Linked DNA regions of Homo sapiens: region 2 is linked to region 1. Evidence: chromatin loops called from intact Hi-C (ENCODE). Cell type or tissue: heart right ventricle. All regions are shown on one strand. Links, peaks and the distances in the headings refer to the core of each region. The heading gives the core; the rest is flanking DNA.

Region 1 (8,336 bases), core at 194-8,193:
TCCCCCATCCCTGTCATCACGTCTTTAAATCCCAGACTCATTATCCTCTGCTTACAGCCAGCACCAAGGCAATAAGGGGAGATAAAAATGAGAAAAAAATGATGATGATGATAATAATACTTATTTTTTGAGCACCTTTTATACCAGGAATTGTGTTAAGTGCTTTACATAAATCATTTTATTGAATCAAATCCTCATAAACAACTCTGGGTTTGTTAGGACGCTTTTGACTCCATGTAAGAGAAATCCCAAATAAAAATAGCTTAAACGTGAGGAAATGAGTTATTTTCTATGTAATAATAAGTCCCTACCAGGGGTAGCTTTAGGGTTGGTTAAATTAGAAGCTTGATGATGTCATTAGGCACCCCAGTTCTTGCCATCTTTTCACTCTGCCATCCTTAGTTGGCTTGGATCGTCAGCCTGGGTACCCTTGTGACCACAAAATGGCTGTTACACTTCCAGGCATCCCATCTGGACATGACAGTATTTAGCAGAGGGACGATCTCTTCCTTGTATCTTTTTTAAGTACAAGAAAAGCTTTCCAAGAAGCCTCTAGTTGATCACCCCTCTCATCTCAGTGGCCAGAACTGGGTCATACATGCATGCTTAATCCAACCATTGACCCAAAAGTGGTATTATTGCAATGGGCCTACACCAAGCATAATTCACCCCTGAGTTGAAAGAGGAAGAGATAAAACACTCTGAAAAAAAAAAAGAAAAATGAGATCTGGCCAGGCGCAGTGGCTCATGCCTGTAATCCCAGCACTTTGGGAGGCTGAGGTTGGCGGATCATGAGGTCAGGAGATCAAGACCATCCTGACCAACATGGTGAAACCCCTCTCTACCAAAAACACAAAAATTAGCTGGGCGTGGCAGCGCGTGCCTGTAATCCCAGCTTCTTGGGAGGTTGACGCAGGAGAATCGCTTGAACCAGGGAGGCGGATATTACAGTGAGCCAAGATCGCGCCACTGCACTCCAGCCTGGTGACAGAGCTAGACTCCGCTCAAAAAAAAAAAAAAAAAAAAAAACAAAACAAAAACACTATTTTTCAGCAAAGAAAAGGGGAGGAACCCATTCGGTAGTTAACCAACAGTGTCTGCTGCAAACCTTCGAGATACACATGAGCAATTCAGAGGGGTAGAGTGATTTGCCCAAGGTCAAACAACCAGTTAATTGCAGATATGGAGTCTGAATCCGGAACTGTCCATCTCTAAAATCTACTCTTTTAACCTGTATTCTGGGAGGCAGTTAGTCCACACTAAATTCTTTTGCCTTTGAGAAACGCAGGTTGCTAAGGCTGTCCTGATTATTTCATGAAAATAACTGGTGTAGGAGCTACAAATTGATCATATTCAGGAGACCAAGCCACACAGCAAACTTATCTAGCCTCACTGAATCTGTTCCCCACTGGCTCACTCAAGTCTCCTCAAATACAGTGGTGAGGAAACTTAAAAGAAGCTCAATTCGGCAAACAGCAGGCTTCAGTCTTAGATATCTGGCTTTCGGAGTGGGCATCATAAGTGAACAAATATCCTTTCTGTGTCCTTCCACATCTCCTCTTATTGGTATTGCCACCTTTGGGGAATTCTTTCTACCCAATTTCATTTATTTGGTTCTGATAGGGACTTCCAGTGACAGTACCAAGACATCAAGTCCCAGCTATTCAGGAGGCCAAGGCAGGATGATCACTTGAGCCCAGGAGTTTGAGACCAGCGTGGGCAACACAGTAAAATCTCATCTCAGGCCAGGCGCGGTGGCTCATGCCTGTAATCCCAGCACTTTGGCAGGCTGCGGCGGGTGGATCACGAGGTCAGGAGATCAAGACCTTCCTGGCCAACATGGTGAAACCCGTCTCTACAAAAAGTACAAAAATTAGCCGGGTGTGGTAGTGCATGCCTGTAATCCCAGCTACTCAGGAGGCTGAGGCAGGAGAATCGCTTGAACCAAGGAGTCGGAGGTTGCAGTGAGCCGAGATCACGCTACTGTACTCCAGCCTGGTGACAGAGCGAGACTCAGTCTAAAAACAAAAAACAAAAAAACCCTCAACTCTATCAGTCAATCAATTAGTCAGAGATGACATTAAAATCAAAATAGTTAAACAATGGGAAAGCACAGACACCAACCAATCACAAGGGACGCTGGGCTAGCCATTAACTCTTAGTTGTTGGGCCATGGGGAAGTCCAGGGTGTCCCAAGGAGGTCCAGGATGGCCAGGAGATGAGGACAGGGAACTTAGGAGTCTTGGGTCAGTAGGTATTTACCAACAGCTATGGAAATATTTCACTTAATGCGTTCTTAATTATAAATATTGCATGTTTCAGTTCTCGAAAGCCCATTTGGTTCTTTTTTTATAGATTCGAATGCTCTGTTGAAATTCTTTATTTTTCATCTATTGTACTATTTTCTCTATTTACCATGTTTATAATACTCATTATAAAGTCCTTGTCTGCTAACTCAAATATCAGAATCAGTTGTGGGTCTGCTTCTATTGCCTGCTCTTTCTCTACTTTTATTTTTTTTTTCTGAGGCAGGTTCTTGCTCTGTTGCCCAGGCTGGTGTGTGGTGGTACAATCATGGGTCACTGCAACCTTGACCTCCTGGGCTTAAACAATCCTCCCTCCTTAACCTCCCAAGTAGCTCGGACTACAGGTATTGTGACTAAGCCCAGGTAATTTTGTTTGTTTGTTTGTTTGTTTGTTTGTCTGAGACGGAGTCTGGCTCTGTCGCCCCAGGCTGAAGTGCAGTGGCACAATCTTGGTTCACTGCAAGCTCCGCCTCCTGGGTTCATGCCATTCTCCTGCCTCAGCCTCCTGAGTAGCTGGGACTACAGGCTCCCACCACCACGCCCGGCTAATTTTTTTTGTATTTTTAGTAGAGACAGGGGTTTCACTGTGTTAGCCAGGATGGTCTTGATCTCCTGACCTCATGATCCAACCGCCTTGGCCTCCCAAAGTGCTGGGATTACAGGCGTGAGCCACTCTGCCCGGCCACCCAGGTAATTTTTTAACTTCTTTTTTTTTTTTGAGACAGGATCTCGCTCTATCACCCAGGCTGGTGTGCAGTGGTGCGATCTCTACTCACTGCAACCTCTGCCTCCCAGATTCAAGTGATTTTCCCACCTCAGCCTCCCAAGTAGCTGGGACTACAGGCATGTGCCACCACACCTGGCTAATTTTTCTATTTTTAGTAGAGATGGGATTTTGCCATGTTGCCCAGGCTGGTCTCAAATTCTGAGCTCAAGTGATTCACCCACCTCAGCCTCCCAAAGTGCTGGGATTACAGGCATGAGCCACTGCATCCAGCCTGTTTTTTTCCTTTTTCTTTTTCTTTCTTTTTTTTTTTTTTTGAGACAGAGTCTCACTCTTGTCACCCAGGCTGGAGTGCAATGGTGCGATTTTGGATCACTGCAACTTCCATCTCCTGGGTTCAAGCGATTCTCCTGCCTCAGCCTCCTGAGTAGCTGGGATGACAGGTGTCCACCCCCACGCCTGGCTAATTTTTGTATTTTTAGTAGAGATGGGGTTTCGCCATGTTGGCCAGGCTGGTCTCAAACTCTTGACCTCAGGTGATCCACCCACCTCGGCCTCCCAAAGTGCTGGGATTACAGGCATGAGCCACCATGCCCGGCCCCTGCTTATTTTCCTTATCAGTCACATTTTCCTGCTCTTTGCATGCCTTATAATTATATAAAAGAAAACAGAGGCAAAAGATGATATTATTTTCCTCCAGTGATGAATCTCTTTTTCTTCTGTTAGCAGATGGGGTGAGGGACTGATCACCTTAACCTAGTCAAGAATTCAGCTGGGTTGAGGCTGGGTTGCAGTCTTGGTTAGTCCCAGTCCACCTCTGAGTCACCACTATTCCTTGGATGGAGCCCACTCAAGCTTTTCATTGGCATGTCTCTGTCTTCTCATCCCTGAAAGCCTATGGAAGATTCAGCTCTGTTCTTAGGAGCTCCAGCTTAGCTCTAGATTCTAACATTACACCAGATAACATTGATCATCAAAAACTCTACCAGTTTCTCTTTGCCCCAGTAGAGACCCTATGCCTGGGTCAAGCCCTATCCTTGGCCTGTGCACAGATTTGGCAAATACCCCCTGGGAAGAAAATGGTCAGAGACAATCAGCACATTTAGAAAGGGCTCTTTCCGGCCGGGCGCAGTGGCTCACGCCTGTAGTCCCAGCACTTTGGGAGGCCAAGGCGGGCAGATCACCTGAGGTCAGGAGTTTGAGACCAGCCTGACCAACATGGTGAAACCCTGTCTCTAATAAAAATACAAAATTAGCTGGGTGTGGTGGCACATGCCTGCAATACCAACTACTTGGGAGGCTGAGACAGAAGAATCACTTGAACCCAGGAGGCGGAGGTTGCGGTGAGCCTAGATCGTGCCATTACACTCCAGCCTGGGCAACAAGAGTGAAACTCCGTCTCAAAAAAAAAAAAAAAAAACGGAAAGGGCTCTTTCCTCTCCAGAATTTCAGTTCATTAGTCCTCATTGATGGCACAACTCTGAGGTGTCTTAAAAAGGTGATTTCTGTAACTTACTCTGTTTTTTCTAGTTGCTTCAGCAGGAGTGTTGGATTGTTCCTACATATACATCCTATCCAGAAGAGGAAGCCCTCTGAAACCCTTTCAACATTTAACCATAGTGAGGTCATCCAGATATATACGGCTGAATCAACCCAGAGCATACCATGGCCCCTGCTCCACACCTCTACTACAGTGAGGACAGGTGGCCCAAACAGACTAGAGTCTTTTTGCAGCGAAACTGGGGACCATGAGCCTTTTTATTTTTACAGTGGGTGGAAAGTCTGACAAAGCTGTGAGAATAAGTCTGGAAGCTTCCAATGGCTATGCCCCATGCTCATGGAAGAGGCCAGTCTCCAGCAGGAGGAAATGAAGCCCTTCCACGGAAAGGAGAGGCATTGGGAGCACCCAGGGGATGTTGGAGTCCCTGATTCCAGTCACTTGCTCCTGCTGTGGTTTGGTTACCTGAGCCACATACTTCCCTTTTCTTCCTAAGCTAGTTCCAGTTTCTTTTTTAAAAAATTTATTTGTGTATATTTATGGGGTACATGAGAAAATCTGTTATATGTATATAATACATAGTGATCAAGAAGCGGCATTCGGGGTGTCTGTCATGTGAGTACAACACATTTTTGTTAAGTTTAGTCATCCTACTCTGCTATGGAATATTGAATTTATTCCTTTTATTTTACTGTATATTTGTATGTTTTAACACTTCTCTTTATCCGCCTGCCCCCCACCACTGTCCCTTCCATCTCTATTATCTGTTTTTCCATTCTTTAGCTCCATGTGGTCAATTTTTTTAGCTCCTACATATAAGTGACAACATGCAATATTTGTCTTTCTGTGCCTGGCTTTTTCCACTTAAGAGAATAACCTCCAGGCCTTGTGGCTCTCTGAGCAGCACCACGGTGGTTGGCAAGAACAAGCACCTTACAAAAGGCAGCAAAAAGGGAGCCAAGAAGAAAGTGATGGATCCATTTTCTAAGAAAGATTGGTATAATGTGAAAGCATCTGCTATGTTCAATATAAGAAATATTGGAAAGACGCTAGTTGCCAGGACCCAAGGAACCAAAATTGCATCCGATGGCCTCGAGGGTCGTGTGTTTGAAGTGAGTCTTGTTGATTTGCAGAATGATTAAGTTGCATTTAGAAAATTCAAACTGATTACTGAAGATGTTCAGGGCAAAAACTGCCTAACTTCCATGGCATGGATCTTATTCGTGACAAAATGTGTTCCATGGTCAAAAAATGGCAGACAATGATTGAAGCTCACGTTGATGTTAAGACTACTCATGGTTACTTGCTTTGTCTGTTCTGTATTGGTTTTACTAAAAAAAGCAACAATCAGATACGGAAGACCTCTTATGCTCAGCACCAACAGATCCGCCAAATCCAGAAGATGATGGAAATCATGACCCAAGAGGTGCAGACAAATGACTTGAAAGAAGTGGTCAATAAATTGATTCTAGACAGCATTGGAAAAGACATAGAAAAGGCTTGCCAATCTATTTACCTTCTCCACGATGTCTTTGTTAGAAAAGTAAAAATGCTGAAGAAGCTCAAGTTTGAATTGGGAAAACTCATGGAGCTTCATGGTGAAGGCAGTAGTTCTGGAAAAGCCACTGGGGACAAGACAGGTGCTAAAGTCGAATGAGCTGATGGATATGAATGACCAGTCCAAGAATCTGTTTAAAGTTCAGACTTATAATAGTGGCAAATAAAAAGTCCTATTTGTGATGAAAAAAAATAATGATAATCTCCAGTTCCATCCATGTTGCTGCAAATGACATGATTTCATTCTTTTTATGGCTAAACAGTATTCCATTGTGTATATATACCACATGTTCTTTATTCTACCATTGATGGACACTTAGGCTGATTCCGTATCTTAGCTATTGTGCATAGTGCTGCAATAAACATGCAAGTTTGCAGATATCCTTTTGATATATTGATTTCTTTTCCTTTGGGTAGATACCCATTAGTAGGATCGCTGAATCAAATGGTAATTCTACTTTTAGTTTTTTTAAGAAACCTCTGGCCAGGCACAGTGGCTCATGCCTGTAATTCCAGCATTTTGGGAGGCCAAGGCAGGTGGATCTCATGAGATCAGGAGTTCGGGACTCACCTCGCCAACATGGTGAAAACCCGTCTCTAATAAAAATACAAAAATTAACCAGGCATGATGGTGGGTGCCTGTAATCCAAGCTACTCAGGAGGCTGAGGCAGGACAGTCGCTTGAACCCGGGAGGCAGAGGTTGCAATGAGTTGAGATTGCACCACTGTACTCCAGCCTGGGCAACAGAGTGAGACTCTGTCTCAAAAAAAAAAGAAAAAAAAAAGAAATCTCCATACTGTTTTCCACAGTGGTTGTACTAGTTTACATTCCCACCAACAGTGTAAAAGAGTTCCCCTTTTTCCATATCCTCACCAAGATGCTATTTTTTTATCTTTTTAATAAAAGCCATTCTGATTGGAGTAAGATCTCATTGTGGTTTTGATTTTTATTTCTCTAATGATTAGTGATGGTGAACATTTTTCATATACCTGTTGGCCATTTACATGTCTTCTTTTAAGAAATGTCTATTTATGTCTTTTGCCCACTTTTTAATGGGATTATTTGTTTTTTCCTTTTTGAGATTTTTGAGTTCCTTTTATATTCTGGATATTAGTCCCTTGTTGAATGAATAGTTTGCAAATATTTTCTCCCTTTCAACAAGTTGTCCCTTCACTCTGTTGATTGAAACAATCAACTGCTGTTCAGAAGATTTTTAGTTTATTATAGTTCCGTTTGTCTATTTTTGTTTTTGTTGCCTATGCTTTTGAGGTCTTAGTCATAATTCTTTGCCCAGGCCAATGTCCAAGAGAGTTTTTCTTAGTATTTTTATAGTTTTAGATCTTATGTTTCAGTCTTTAATCCATTTTGAATTTACTTTCACATATGGTGAGAGAGAAGGATCCAGTTTCATTCTTCTACATGTGGCTATCCAATTTTCCCAGCACCCTTTATGGAAGAGGGTGTCCTTTCCCCAGTGTAAGCTCTTGGCACCTTTGTTGAAGATCAGTTGACTGTGTTCTCTAGTCTGTTCCATTGATCTATGTGTCTATTTTTATACCAATACCATGCTGTTTTGGTTACTATAGCCTTGTAATATACTTTGAAGTCCTGTAACATGACGCCTCTAGCTCCAGTTTCTTGAGAGTCTGGACCATCTCTATTTTCTTTGCCCTTGGGCTTTATAAGACACCCCTATGTCCATATAATACATTATCCTTTTCTTCTTAGGCAGGGCAGAGGTGGTTTATGTTACCTGTAATTCAACGAGTCTTAACTAAGACTACTTCTTTAATGGTGGGGCAGGTTTAGAAGGGTCCGGTGAAATGTGTCTCCCTCATTGCACAGAAGGAAGAGAAAGAGGATGAATGGTGATATTTCTGAGACCACAACTTTGGATCATGAATCCTCAGGCCAAGGAGAAACTGATGCCTCTAGATTCTGATCACTCTACTCCACCATGGGAAGAAATTCAGACATGCCTAAGAAGTTGTCTGAATCTGTCATCCAAAGCCAACCTGTCTTACCTTAATCTTTGATTAAAGTAAACTGCATTCCCATCCCCAGACAATATTAAAAAATGGGGGGAATGGAAACAGGGGAGATTCCTGTGTTTCTACATTTCACTTACTCCTGGGGCTCCCGAGTTGCAGATGAGCCTGAAGTTTACACCAGAGAATAAATAAGATAGCTGTTTGGACATCACACACCACTTTGCCAGTTTCCGTTCTCTTGAATTATTTACCATCTAAT
Region 2 (8,336 bases), core at 177-8,176, 62 kb before region 1:
AGGTACATTATTCCAGCGAGCCTTCACTGTTCTGGAAGGTCCAATGGGATAATGTCCTCTGTTAAATGAAGTGAAAACTGATACTCAAGTGTCTTAGCCAAGTTTATAAGTGTTATATAATCTTCACTTCTTCTTTTCTTTCTTTCTGTAAAATTCTTTGGCTTATACTTAGGTTTTCTGACATATAGTTCAATCTTCTTTCCACTGTACTAACACCAGGCTCTAAATTCCAAGAGGGCAAAAACCTTATCTATCTTGTTTACTCGTATTCCTCCTGAACCTAAAACAGTCGGTGCTCAATACATACGTTTGAATGACGAAATGAATCATGGGGTGTAAAAACTAGTGTGACATGGGTTCTAAATGAGAAAACTGTATTACAGGATGATTTCAGCTCATATGAAAGAATTTTAACAATTAGCCGGACACAGGGGCTCATGCCTGTAATCCCAGCACTCTGGGATGCCAAGGTGGGCAGATCATTTGAGCTCAGGAGTTCGAGACCAGCCTGGCTAACATGGGGAAACCTCGTCCTTACTAAAAAAATACAAAAATTAGCCAGGCATGGTGGCAGGTGCCTGTAATACCAGCTACTCGGGAGGCTGAGGCAGGAGAATCACTTGAACCCAGGAAGCGGAGGTTGCAGTGAGCCGAGATCACGCCACTGCACCCCAGCCTGAGCAACGGGGTGAGACTCTGTCTCAAAAATGATTAATTAATTAAGAATTTTAACAATTAAAATAATTCAAAAAATAAAATGAACTGACTCAATAAGTAGTGAGCTCCCTGTCCTTGGAAAGATGCAAGCAGAGGCCAAATAGCCATGTAACAGAAATGTCACAAAGCAACTATACACCCCAAGACAATGTATAGTTGATCTCCATCACCTCTAATATTTTTCACAAAGCTAAATTTAACTCCTGTGTGATCCAGTAGAGAGGCGGCACTCTATGAATCCTTCTTGACTACTGGTCAGCAAGCCTGCCAATAGCTTCACTACATAAGTTTACACCAATTGTTGCACTTCTCAGCCTCAATTTCCCTGGACACAAAAGGAAGTGGTTTGTCAACCTCTTGGGATTGTCTAACAAAGTGACTGGCAAATAATAAACAACTAACAGATGTACCCAAGAACTTAAAATGCATACGACGTCTGCCTTTTCCCCTCTCTGCCATTCTGCATTGCAACTAATCCTGCATCTAATTGATATCTCCATGAAAATTAAACTTGAGGAAGAACCAAGGGCAAATCCAAAACCACACTGAGCCACCCTTTGAATTCCATACCTTTGCCAGTTTAATTATCAGTCTATTATTTTTTAAAAGTCCATTCTTCTAACAGCCACTTTCTGGGCACCCACTGTGGGCAGAACACTATGCAAGACCCTTGGAGAATACAGAGAAGGCTCATGCCCTTCTCTGCCTTCTTGGGTGTGTACCTGCAACTACCACATTGTTTAAAGATAGCTCTGAATTTCCCCCACCTGGGTAATGTCGAGGGCTTCATTAAAATTTACTAGTGCAGAGCTGTGTTTACAGATTGATTTCATCAAGGAAAACCAAAACACAGAATAATAGAATGAGGAGTGAACCAAGACCCAGATGAAAATTTTTAATTTTTAAGGTCTAGGATACCAGTTGTCAAGGTTTACCTCTTCGTAACGGGTCAGAACACAGTGCTGTGCCTGGCCCAGCCCTTGTCCAAAATCCATTTCACTCACACCTGAATGATATAAAGGGGTCATCCTGAGAATGGTTCTTAGGCAACAGCTTCTCAACATCACCAACACTGTGAAGTCTTAGAGGCACTAGATTTCCAAGGGGAAAGGATAAGAAACTGGGGAAGACTCCCAGGCAGCCATATAAAGCCTAAGACTCTTTATTTACTTACTTTGTATATTAAAAACTGTTTCTGGCTGGGCGCAGTGGCTCACGCCTCTAATCCCAGCACTTTGGGAGGCCGAGGTGAGTGGATCACCTGAGGTCAGGAGTTCCAGACCAGCCTGGACAACATGGTGAAACCCCATTTCTACTAAAAATACAAAAATTAGCTGGGCATGGTGGCACATGCCTGTAATCCCAGCTATTCAGGAGGCTGAGGCAGGAGAATCGCTTGAACCCGGGAGGTGGAGGTTGCAGTGAGCCAAGATCGCACCACTGCACTCCAGCCTGGACGACAGAGCAAGACTCAGTCTCAAAAAAAAAAAAAAAAAAAAAAAAAAAAAACTGTTTCCACAGTACCAACAAATGAGAACCCACACAGCAGCTATTAAAACACTGAGAACTCCCTGGAGGACCCTACAAAGACGGTCAGTTTGGAACCAAAGCGGAGATTCCATTTGTCAGAGAAGTTGAAACCTTTGGCTCCCATGTTAGACAATGCAAATGACCTCTTCAGAATGTAGGAGGCCAAGAGAGAATGACTCAGAAAAGGGAAGCCAGTCATATACTCCAAAGCCAGAGATGAAAGGCTGAGATGAGTGTTTGCTGTCATGATTCAGCTCTTAAACAGATTCTGACAGCCACATTCAGGTGCCTGTTAACAAGGCTTTTCTTCCTTAAGGAATATCAAAAACAGCCTGCAGAAACAGTTCATAAGCATACACTGTCAAGATTCTGGACACTTAAACTACCAAGCAGTTTGCCGAGGGCATCACTGCAACGATAAAACATTCAAAAAGCTAACATTTTATTGTCCAGTTCCTGTAGACATACAGCTGAGGAGATTAGGGAGGAAAAGATTGCAGGTTGAAATCTTGTAGCCCAGAGGTCCCAAAACTCTAAGATGTTTAAGAATCACCTGGAGTGCTTGATAAATGCAGAACCCCAGGCCCAGCCCCTAAAAAGGTTAACTGTATGAACGCAAAAAAGGCACTGCCCCATAAGGACTCCATATTTCAGTAAGCACCCCATGCCTTTCAAAGGTAGGTGGTCCCTAGACAACTCTTGAGGAAACGCTGACCTGGTCCAATGGGCTATTTTTGTAAGTAAGAAAAATGAAGCCCAAAGTAGTGCAGTGACTTGCCCAAGTCCAACTTCCTAAGTCCAATAATGGCTCCACAAGGAAGAAAGCTAGAAATAAGAATAGATGCCTCACATTATAACCCAAATTGCTGAAGAGCATGGTCAGCCCCTAGGGCAGCAGACAGCAAGCTAGGTCCTTAAACAGAGCCTCTTCCCAATGAAAGAACCTGCAAAAGAGGTCCCCTGGAAGGAAGACTGATAAGCGAATAGCAATAACTGGATTCAGCAGGGCCCCTGTGTTTCTTGCCACAGAACTCTGTCTACACCCCAAACACTGTCACCTGCACTGCCACTTCCTATTCACCTGACTGTGAACACCTGCAGGGCAGGGACTGGGTCCCATCCATCTCTGCATCACCACTGTCACATAGAAAGTCTTCATGAACTCTTTTATTCCAAGAATGAACGCTGTTACCACCCTCTGCATAGAATGCCTTCCAAGACGCTGGTTCACCTGCTGCATTTCCCTTCATCCCAGCTCCAGCTCAGGTGTCACCTCCTCCCACCAGACACAACCAGGTGTTCCTTCCTACCTCTCCCAGAGGACCCTGTACTTACCTGTTAGTACTTATCACACAGCTTTGTAATCATCTTGTTTACCTATGAGACAACTCCTTGAGAGCAATGATTTTGTCTTTGAAACCTCAGCCCCTAGCTCAGCTTGCCATGCAGAAGTTGCTCAACAAATGTTTAGAAGGTGTTCAATAAACGGAGGGAGGCAGGAAGAATGAAAGGGAGAAACTAATCTAAAATATCTCACTACAGACTCAAAACCCTACAAAGTTGTAGATGTGCTCTGCTGGGGTAAAGAAATACTTTAGTATTTCCTCTGCTCAAATCTGAAAAGTCAAGTCACCTTCTCTCCAGAGCCACCATGATCAGAGAGTTGTATTGGCAGCACTTGGAAAGGTCCTCCCCTGTGAATACCCCAACACACCTGTGGTCCACCCTCAACACATTCCTTCAACTCCCTCCTCCCAGCTTAGCCAGAGCTTCCCGAGTCTCAGACCTTCCCACAGGTCTGTACTGAGAACCGAGCACTTATCTCTGCCCACCCTGTACATGTTACCTGCCCTGGGGCATCTGTGGAGGACATCGGTCCCCATACAATACTCCCTGGTGCACAGGCCAGGCAAAGCACCAAGGGAGGTTCTCCAAACATCCACAGCTAGAGAGGGGCTTTTCAGGCAAAGACGGTTTCTCTTTGAGAAGTCAAAGCCAGACTTTTGCCCTCAGCCTGCTCTGCCATGCTCTGCCACATCCCCGCACTCTAGGCAACTACCAGCTCGCAGCCAGGTAGAGCAGCACTAAACTTCCAACTCAGAGGTGCCAACTCTGTGGTTTACACCTGCTACTCCTTCACCTTTGCAAGGCCTTGTGCAGCTGGCCAGGCTCCCTCTGCCCACCAAACTGCGAGCCAGAGCCCCATTTCACATGTGCAGAAACTGCCCTAAAAGGCTAAGCGACTTGCCGGAGGTCACACAGCTCAAAAGCAGCAGAACTGGGGCTCACAGCAAGGTGTGCAGACTTTCCACTCATTGCTGCCACAGTGGCCACATGTATCAGTCGTCTCCTGGACCCAGTACGGTTTTCTCACCGTCTTAACTGGGGCCTTCCATTTTCAAAGCCAACAGCCCTTGAAACCTTTTTGAGAGATTTCCCTATTTGCATTTTAGCTGCTATATAACAAACCAGATTTCCTGATTCTTTCTTGTGTTTATTATGGTCAGGATATTTTTTCCTAATGCTCTGAGAATTATTCCCATAGGAAACATTCAGCTCATTTGGAACTCTTTTGACACTAAAACCTCTTTCCCTGAGAACCTGCCTTCAGGGGCAAAACAAGGCTGGTGGCTGCTGATAAGCCACAGCGTGGCATGGAGAAGCAGCACGGACTTTCAACGAGGCAGCCCCCGTCCCGGGTCCACCCCCGAAGACGAGCTGTGCAATCCACCACAGTCAACTTCACCTTCCCAGGTCTCAGTTTCCCCACCACACAATATAAATAATAAAACCTAACTTAAGGGATTGTTGTTAGGATTTAAGATAACATGCACAGGGGCCAACATGTGCATTGTGTGACCTTAAATCCTAACAACGACCTCTTAAGTTACGTTTTATTATTTTAACTCTCTCCCCGAATAGGAACTGATATTATTTCAATTACTTTCAGGCAAAGTCAACTTGGAGGGGAAAACACAGTATATGTATTTTTCTCATGCCCTGAGATTTCGTCCCATAAGAAATACTCAGGAAAGCCTCCTGCCACAAATAAATGCAGTCATGGAGGAGAAATCAGAAATGAAGGGGGCAGCTTGGACACCTTAGGAAGGCAAAAGGGGATGGTTACTCTCTTGGGGCTAAAAAGGCCTCTCAAATGCCCCAGGTTCCCTCAGTCCCAACCCCCACAACCTACAAGGCCTGTTATCTAAGACAAGCCACTAACCCTCACTGAGCCTCACTTCCTCATCTGCACGACACAGATAACCTCACCAACAACCCCCAGCTGTCCAGGATGGTGGAAGGAAGGGTTTCTCCAAGGGTGGCCTGCACACCCCCTGCACCTCAGGCCCTGCTGGGAACCTTCCCGGCCTCTGGTTCCTGCTCCTTCCTTCCTGACAGAGCCTCCACTCTGTTCAGGTACCCACCCCACCTCCAGATGGCTCAGGAAATGGGATCCCCTTTCAGTCAACAGTGATTGACTCAGGGAAGACATGTAACCCAACTCCAGCCAAGAGGGCATGATGAGAAGAGAGCTGGTGGTGCCTCCAAAAGCTTCCTGACTCCTGAGAAGAAGCACCAGAATCCATTTATACCCTTCTTTCCAAGAATGTTGTGTCTGAGATGCTTGGAAATGCTGTGGCTGTCTCATTCCCAGCTTGCAAATGAAGATAATGCCAAGGATGACAGAGATGAGAAGAAGCTGGGGTCTTGTTGACATCACCAAGCCACTGAAACAATCAATCCCAAACCCGCCCAGTGTCTGGATTAAGAATGGCCCCATTGCACAACTCCAGGGGGCATGATTCACATTGCAGTCCACATGAAACCACTCCTGTTTGAAAGACAATGAATTTCCCTATTGTCATCCTGTGCAGGCTAGACAACTCCATCTTGAATGTTAATCCATCACATTGACTTCTGATTAACCACTGTTCATGGAAGGCCTCTAAGATTTCCAGTGTATCGGTTCTTCTTTGTCTAAGAGACTGTACATAAATCCTGCCCTTAGGTGAAAACAACCTTGATATTATCATGCTTCAAATGTCCTACACATCCCTTCGTAAGTCACTCCCTCCCTATGGTACCGTATATAAACCCTGGGTCTTGGGGGTAATAGCGCAGGGATCCACCATCTTGTCTCACCACCATCCGAGACACAGACATGGTTTCTGTTCATAAGTCCCTATTGAATGTTTCTTTCTGAGAAACTAGATAAATCAGCCTCTTTCTTCAGCCTGTCAGCATCCTTGAACTTTGGGGGTAGGTTCGCATAGGCCTGCCCACTGCAAAACATAGCCAATCTGACTTAGGGTTTCTGACTTGCAGCTGAAAAAATCTGGGTATGACCTGCATAACCTAGGGAATATATTAAAAATCACGAGTTTTGGGTCCACCAGAGAGTAATATGCATTTTTAACAAGCACCCCAGGGGATTCTTACGCTCCCCAAGTTTAAGAACCAGTGATTTAATGGAATGTAGAGATGTCCAGTGCAATGCCAGGCACACAGACAACACTATGCCACAGTCCAAAATGGACTTACCAGAGAAACACCATCCCACTTTTTCACTTGTGAAAAACTGCAGAAAGAACAGATGAGGACAACCAAAAGGGGAGTGATGAGCTGTCAAACAAATAGCACCTCTTCCCCTAAAAGGCTGCTTCTGCGTGGTTTTAGGAAACCGTCTGCTAACATTCAGCCAAAATTCTCTCCCAGGACAACCCACTGCTGCTGGTTGCCTCCACAGCTGCACAGCTGGAGTCTACCTGGACCTCTGTTCTTGTGGACCTCAGCACACAGCACAGCAAACAGGCTCACGGCCACATGACTGGCCGTCCCGCTCTCCCGGTGGCCATTTTAACTTTATTAAAAGGTCATTTTCCTGGCCTGGCTATCTCTTATCCTGGACAGATCACCCCCTGTGGCACCAGGAAATGGCAAAGGAAGCTGGATTTATTAGAAGAAGATAAAAGAAGGAGCTGGCTGAGCCACCAGGCTGTCTAGAAATCATTGTTTTTGAAATGTCAAATATCCAGAAATCCTAAGGGGTCACAGCTATGCCCCTAATTCCAAGAGTAAACCAAGACCAGAGAGGGGGTGGGACTTGGGGCCCCCAATCATGCAGCTTTTTCCTTTTTTTTTTTTTTTTTTTGACATGGAGTCTAGCTCTGTCACCCAGGCTGGAGTGCAGTGGCGTGATCTCGGCTCACCGCAACCTCCACCTCCCGGGTTCAATCGACTCTCCTGCCTCAGCCTCCCGAGTCGCTGGGATTACCGGTGCCTGCCACCATGCCCAGCTAATTTTTGTGTTTTTAGCAGAGACAGGGTTTCACTGTGCTGGCCAAGCCGGTCTCAAATGCCTGACCTCATGATCCGCCCTCCTCGGCCTCCCAAAGTCCTGGGATTACAAGCACGAGCCACCGCGCCCGGCCCATGCAGCTCCTTCAACACTAGTCAGAGTCATAGGGGTTTCCTACCATGGCAATGCTAAGGGATGATCAGGGGGCAGAGACTGTGTGGTGTGGATAAAAGGAGACTGGAAGGAGGCATCAGCACCAATTTAGAGAAGCCCTTTCAGGACATGAGTTGTGTGAATAAACCGTGAAGGCCAAGGGCAGCAAAGAACATCTCACCTGCTCTTTTTGATGTTAAGATCCTTCGGGTAGGCCTATTTAATTCATTTTGGCTTTTTTTCCCCATTCAATAAGTATTTGAGTGACTATTAAATGAAGAAGGCTACACTAGGGGTTGCAGTGACAAGGGAGGGGGCCAGAGCTGAAGAAAGCACGAAGCATCTCAGTCTAACAGTGAGGATAAGGCAAACACAGAGGAGAAAGTGAAAAGCAAGTACCATTAGGGGAAGTGTCCTCTTCAGAAGACCTCCCTACACTCCCAAGTTCAGTGATCAGGCACCCTCCACTCTGTGCTTCCCCAACACCCTCGGCATATAACTATCATTGCAGCTACCACACTGCACCATATCTGTCTGTCTCCCGTAGCAAGAGACTCAACATCTCGTTCATCCTCACATATCTAGCACAAGTCCTGGTACAAGGAGGGACTCAATAAGCACTAGTTGATGAAATGGA

What was found. Hi-C counts contacts between places; a loop is a spot of excess contacts. Peaks named below come from ENCODE experiments on the same cell type or tissue, not always from the same donor. Only the 100,000 strongest peaks of a DNase experiment are listed, where the experiment ranks them.
Region 2: it touches region 1 in a loop (7-fold over the local background); 3 of 110 quality-filtered maps call a loop at or near these places.

The regions. Positions count from the first base shown.
Region 1 is chr10:95,589,156-95,597,491 of GRCh38, forward strand. It overlaps the pseudogene RPS3AP36. Among named protein-coding and RNA genes, the nearest start is that of SORBS1, 32 kb to the left of the region's middle. In heart right ventricle, for the core only: no CTCF peak of the experiment used is centred there; no DNase peak of the experiment used is centred there.
Region 2 is chr10:95,526,723-95,535,058 of GRCh38, forward strand. The region is part of intron 1 of SORBS1 (sorbin and SH3 domain containing 1); the gene reads right to left. Among named protein-coding and RNA genes, the nearest start is that of SORBS1, 30 kb to the right of the region's middle. RefSeq lists an enhancer at 4,652-5,399. In heart right ventricle, for the core only: no CTCF peak of the experiment used is centred there; no DNase peak of the experiment used is centred there; H3K27ac peaks cover 7,178 bases.